Linked DNA regions of Mus musculus: region 1 is linked to region 2. Evidence: chromatin contacts called from ENCODE POLR2A ChIA-PET data. All regions are on one chromosome and are shown on one strand. Each heading gives the region's core, a stretch centred on a gene start or an enhancer-like site at or near the end of the contact. The rest is flanking DNA. Distances are from core to core; before and after follow the strand shown.

Evidence for each region. ChIA-PET counts read pairs that join two places held with the same protein, here RNA polymerase II (POLR2A).
Region 1: POLR2A ChIA-PET joins it to region 2 with 42 read pairs in Patski. The contact joins the enhancer-like site here to the promoter of Glul in region 2. POLR2A ChIA-PET finds 5 or more read pairs at or near these places in 2 of 5 experiments (Patski and embryonic stem cell).

Annotation. Positions count from the first base shown.
Region 1 is chr1:154,148,588-154,151,625 of GRCm38, forward strand. No RefSeq gene overlaps it. Among named protein-coding and RNA genes, the nearest start is that of Zfp648, 51 kb to the right of the region's middle. Within about 2 kb of position 1,775, at least 2 of the 3 ENCODE cell types and tissues checked have a DNase peak (open chromatin) inside an H3K27ac peak, as active enhancers do.
Region 2 is chr1:153,898,671-153,901,862 of GRCm38, forward strand. It overlaps Glul (glutamate-ammonia ligase (glutamine synthetase)), which reads left to right and starts at 1,259. Exons shown (of 7, transcript NM_008131.4): 1 at 1,259-1,389. It overlaps Gm38440 (a long non-coding RNA gene), which reads right to left and starts at 1,106. Exons shown (of 2, transcript XR_387481.3): 1 at 925-1,106; 2 at 1-80. Mir8114 (microRNA 8114) reads left to right here and starts at 1,256; the gene lies at 1,256-1,366.

The sequences.
Region 1 (3,038 bases), core at 525-3,024, 250 kb after region 2:
GGATGTGTGGAAGCTAGAGGTGAACATTCACAGGCCCTGTGCTTAGCTGGGGTTTCAATTATAAGCATGGCAATCTCTCTCTCTCTCTCTCTCTCTCTCTCTCTCTCTCTCTCTCTCTCTCTCTCTGTATGTGTCTGTTTGTCTCTTTCTCTGTATAGCATTCCTCTTATGTGCTTTGCCCCAAGGACACAGAAATGAAAGTCCAGTCCCTGCCTCCAGGGACATGAGCATCGAGGTGAGGACAGACAAATAGAAGGTTCACAGGGAAAGTGAGAACAGAAGAGTGAGGGCCCAGCCCCTCCCAGGACCCAGGAGACTTCTGGGAAGGCACTAGGAGCTGGCGGGGCGGGCGAGGAGACTGGGACTGCATCGAAGTAAAGAAAGGGACAAGGTCAAGGGCTTGGCAGAACCAACAAGGACACAGAGGCCCAAGGAATGAAGTAAATACAGAGAGATCATCTGTGTGGCATGGCGTCGTCAAGGGGTTGCGGCATGAGGTGCAGGCTAGGGGTCAGAAGGAGTCAGAACATTCAGGAACATCTGAGCACAACACCACGCAAGGTCACATAAATCACTTGCAAAACAAAGTGTGTCCAGTCAGTAGATAGATGAGGGTGTGGGCGTGTTTGGTAATTGCACAGCACTGCCAAGATCAACAGTTCGCGTGCACAATTATTCATTAATCTAAATACATGTAGAACAGAAGCGCTCGGTACCAGGACTGAAAGCCCTATGACCAGTGCTGCATTCCTGATAAAATCGCCAGCATTAGTTTGACCTCTAAGGCGAGACCTCTGAGGGAAACTGTTGAACGAATAAATGGATGGAGCCCCCATCCAAAGACCTTCCTGTTTCTGCTGATAGAAACTGTATCTCTTTCATATTTCTTTCATAGTTACTACCTAGCTTCTACTAACTCACCAGGGTAGGTGGATCACTCCCAGAAGGGTACCACTCAGATGGAGCAGGGACTTCATCCCAATCCCTGGTTCTTCAAGAACCAGACAAGCAGAGTGAGTGCCCGAGGAGATTTGAGGTGGAAGACCACAGGGGGAGTGAGATCTACAGCCAGTAGAGAGTAGGAGTCATTTTAACAGGAACACCAGCTGCTGCTAGTCAGCTAGAACAAGTTAGGATTAAGGCAGAGGGAGGGAGAGAGAGAGAGAGAGAGAGAAAGAGAGAGAGAGAGAGAGAGAGAGAGAGAGAGAGAGAGAGAGAGAGAGAGAGAGAGAAAGAGAGAAAGAGAGAAAGAGAGAAAGAGAGAGAGAGAGATGCAGATTTGTGTTTTCAGCCAAGTGATGCACCACTGTCTGAAGTTCTCCTTCTCACCACCACATGCCTAGGACTCAGCAGGATCAGACTGGTACCTGTATAGAGGAGAAGGCAGGCAGTATTATTTAGTAAGACATAGAGCCCCTTCCCCAATTGCCTTTTGTGATGGACATGACATTGAATTCTGAGATCTCTGTATTTAAAAGAGGGAATGTCTCTGTTCCCACAGACAAGACAAGGTGGCAAAGAGTGTCAGGTGTCAGGGCACCCCTCCCCCAATACACACACACACTTCTGACAGCTCTGGTGTTCACCTGTAGGCTAATCTCTGCCCACAGGCCTGGACCAGGCTTGACAACAGCTCCTCCCTCAGACCGCCCCAGCCCTGCTGGGTGGCGGTTGATGATTCCCTGGCTGTTTGTTCTGCTAGAGGAGACAGAAGACTGCAGTGTGCTGGAATCCTGCCCTGCCCACTCTGCACAGCTGCCTCCCCCAGCACATGGAAGCTGCTGAGCAGACAGAGAATCAAAGATGATTACGGGCTGCTGGAAAACCGTGCGCTTCTGCCTGGCTGCATCTGCCTGCCAAGCTGTTATGTAAGCCACAGACCCGTTCAGGCCTGGAACCAAACAATGCTGCTGACAGCCCTTCTGTGACCTGCTTATCAGCTAAGCTGCCAGAAACCCTGCCTCACCTGGAGCACACCTGCCCCTTGAGAACTTTGCCCATCCTGCGCTGACAAGCCATTTTCATATTTGTTTTGGGGTTTCCCTGTCTCTGCTCCCTTCCAGCACAGACATATGGGTGGGTCAGGGCCAAGAGTTGACTTTGGTCAGATTCCAAGTGACTAAGACATTTAACTCTGGAAAGCTTCGTTTCACAACCCAGGGGTTGTTTTTCAGCCTCCTAAGTGAATAATTCACTTTGGCTGTTTAGACACTAGAGCTGAACTCCTGGAGCCCCCAGATGACCTCCTGCCTGGAGAGGGACTGACCGATCTGCTCTGATAACCAAAAACTTATTTAGGGATCCTAGATATGCCCCACAGCCAAAGGCACCAAATTTGATGCCGAAGAACTTTACTTCCAGCATGTCCATGACTCGGTTAAATTTGTTGGTTTCTCAGCACTTCAGTTTCTTAGGTCTCTCTCTCTCTCTCTCTCTCTCTCTCTCTCTCTCTATTGTAATGCAGATGTCTGCAGTAGGCACACAGGAAAATTCAAGCTGAAATATTAGCTGTGCCCACGTTCTTTAAGCATACGTATTCATGTATGCAAGTATGTACTTGTTTTTGCATAGTGTGGCTTCCCTAGGTTGATAGCCGGTACCTTTCTCTTTCTCTCCACTCTATATATCGAGACAAAGTCTTGCAGTTGAACCCAGAACTCACACATGTAACTACTCTGGCTAGTCACCTTGCTCCAGAGAACCCCTGTCTCCAATTTCTGATCACTGGGATTACAACAGGGGGGTGGCCACCCTCATCCAGACTTTGTGCCGGTTCTGGGAATCCAAACTTCAATCTTCATGCTTGCATGGCAAGAATTTTAAATGCTAAGCCATCCTTTTAGCCTTTATTTTCAGCATTTCCAGAAGTATTGCCATTGCATCTGAAACCAGCTCCCAGTCCCACCAGTGTTGATGGTGTTTATGCAGGACATAGGCATTCAAACCTAGATGACACGGGTTTTCATTACTCTCCTTTTTGCGATCATAACTGGTGGTACCCCAGAGTCTGGGCTCATATGTTGGGACTTGGACCTTGG
Region 2 (3,192 bases), core at 9-2,508:
ATCCCTTCCTCTTCCAAAGGCACTGAGAGCGTGGGTTTCTGGCATCTAGAGAGAAAACTTCATCTCGAATGCCAGAAGTCCTGAAAGATAAAGCCCAGCCATGAGGTGGATTTCATGTACTAGAAAGAGACTGCTCAGAGCATAGCATTAATAACAATATATGGGCCACGTCTATTTTTTTACAGGTAAATTCTGTGCACATTTTCAGCTTGTCTCACTACAGTATTCACACACTATCTCAGCCATCACTGCAGGGTTAAGAAAGGAAAGAGAAAACTCTCATTCCCTCTCCCCCAACACACACACACAGTTAAAAACAACTTGGGAAGCAAAGCCAGGGGTTCCCCCCACCCCTCTTGCTTTTTTGTTTGTTTTCTCTGTGAAACCCTGGTTGTCCTGGAATTCCCTCTGTAGAGAAGACTGGCCTCGAACTCAGGAGACCCACCCGCCTCTGCCTCCTGAGTGCTAGGATTAAAGGCGTGTGCCACCCCCGCTTTCCCTCCTGAGTGCTAGGATTAAAGGCATGTTGCCACCCTGCTTTCCCGGTCAACTGCTCTGAAAGTCCTTCCATCTGCTTTATTTTGCAGATCCAAGGAAAGGCTGAGAGACGGGAACACACACACACAAGGCAACATCAAATAGACTATGGACGTCCAGAATCCTCTTTATAGAAACATCACACTTGTGTTTAAACCGTGAAATCACAGTCTGACCACTTCCCCCAAATCCACTCAGGAAACCAGGAAGATAGGGTCCTCCAGGTTCTGGGAATCGTGTTTCTCTCTCTCTCTCCCCGCGCCTGATCAGGGCTCCCTGCCTCTCCCCAGCCCAACCCGTCCCCAGGCTCGCTCAACAAACAAAGGGTAAAATTCTCTTCTGGGGTTCTGGATTTTCAGTGACAGATCTCCTCGAAAACCTCTGTACCGTTAAGGAAGCAAAGAGCCGAGGCCAAATGACTCTGAGGAAGCCTCAGCCTGGGTCCGAGGGTCCAGAGGTCGCTTAAGAACGCAAGCTGCAAATGCATCCTGCACCTTCGGCCCTGGCCCTCCTCCAGCCGCCGCTGCCTCCCCTCCCCCACTCCCCTTTCTCTTTCTTTCTTCTGGGTCTCGCTCGCCCCACCCTGAGGCTCCCGCACAGTTCCTCGGCCAATGGCCTCAGGGCCCCGGCGCGCAGCAGCTGATGGGCGCGGGTTTCCTGGCCTAGGTCAGCCAATCAAGGCGACTGGGGGCGGGCACAAGCTGTCAATAAAAAGTACCGAGCAGCCAGCGACCCTGCAGAGCGGAGAATGGGAGTAGAGCAGAGTGTCTGAACAGCACGCTCACCCATCTCCTCTCCGCCTCGCTCTCCTGACCTGTTCACCCATCCATCATCCGGCCGGCCACCGCTCTGGTAAGCGCACGGAGGGTCCAGGAATGTACGGCCGCCCGGGCTGTGGGGTCGCACTCTACTTCCCAGCTCCAGTCAGCTGCTGTACGGAGCGGGATGCAGCGCTCGTGCCTCCCGCGTGTTTGCAGCGTGCGGCCCGGGCCGGCTCTGCTTGGTGTTCCTAGGACGCGCTGTGAGCCAAGCTCCGGGAAGGGCGGGGTTGCGGGTTGTTTTGATCTGTTCTATACTTGCGGCCGGAGGCGCCGCCCCGGGAGGCAGGCGCCGTTGGCTGGGGTTCACGCTGAGATGGGGGCTTTCCGGTGGTCCCAGCGGGAGAGGGTTCTTGCCTTAGGTGGGCGCAGGCGCCTTGATCCTCTCTTCCTGGCGGCGCATTTGGGGGGCGTCGTCACGCTGTGGGTGGTCTGGTTGAGGATGGTGGTCCTAAGCGTTGATGGCACCACTCCCCAGCTCCCAACGCCGTGTCCTAGGCCTTTACCATATGACCGAACAATGGAGAGCCGGAGCCCCGGAGTGGCCGGCGGGCTCCGCAGTGGAGAGGCCGCGCCAAGCGGAGGCAGCAGCGGCGCGCTGTGCCTCCCGCGGTCGCCCCACTCTCGCCACCCGGCCTCTACCCTCGCCGGGGTATGGCCCCCTGGGAGAGGCCTTGAGATCTACGCGGGCCCGAGGGTCGCGGCACCGACTTTCCGGACATTTTAGTGGGAAGGCTGCTTTCAAAGTGGATTGCCCCAACTCCTCCGGGGGCGGGAAGCGGGGATCCTCCCCCAGCCGCAAATACTCAAAGAAACCAACCATTGAAGACGTAGAAGATGGAGATTCTCGGTCCTCAGAGTCCCCTTCTAATACTTTAGGCTTCGTTGCCTACTCTGTGAACTCCGGGGAGAAGTCGAGGGTTAAGATTAAATCGCACCCGTCTTATTCCAGCACCTCCCCCTCCGAACGGTCTGGGTCCCCCACTCCATCGCCCTCGCCCAAAAAGCTCCGTTGCTTAGACCAGCGAGAAATCGAGAACGAGGAGAGGCATGAACACTGCTCTAAAAAGAGGAGGTCTAGAGAGTACAACCCCAGTGCATTTGATTCTCATTGGCTGGGGTGAGTAAAAGTCAGGGCGAAGGACCCCGGGTGCATCTGGCAACCCGCAGAAACTACTCAGAATTTTAAGAACCCATTCCACTTTGCACTACAGGGACACCAGTTGGTGCTATCTATGTACACTAGGCTGCTGGCACCCAGCTGGTCTCAGGGAACCAGGGCCAGAGGAGGAACTCAGGTTCCCCTAACAGTTCATTAATGCTGGATGTGTGTGTGTGGGGGGCGGGGGGCACGGCAGAGGAGGAAAGCTGATGAGTGGTGTAAATTGAAGCCATCTAGAATTACAATCCGGGCCTCTAAGTGGTGTAGGCAGAGGCTTTGGTTCTGCATCGGACTTGACAGCAGAGGCTCATCTGTTCCCCGGGGGAAGGGTGAGGCTTTTGGAGGGAGAGGCAGTTGTTTTCACTTGGGCAAACATGGACGGTTGCCCATAGAAACTTTGCCACTGTACTTCAGAAAGTTGCCCAAGTCATTGGAGGAGAACAATATGTTCCCTCTCCAGCTATCCGGGGAGATTAGGGAGGGAGGGGGGCATTTCCTCTTGTGTTTTGAGGCTGGTTTTTTGTAGCCTCACATTCATCGAAGATCTTGCCCCGACTCCTGTGGCTTGTAAACTTAGAAGTGGGATTTTTCTACGTACCAGAAAATATTATCCGGTGGGATCGTCAAATACTGTTAATTTTCACATTGAAATCTGTCTCTGGAGTAAGGCTTTTC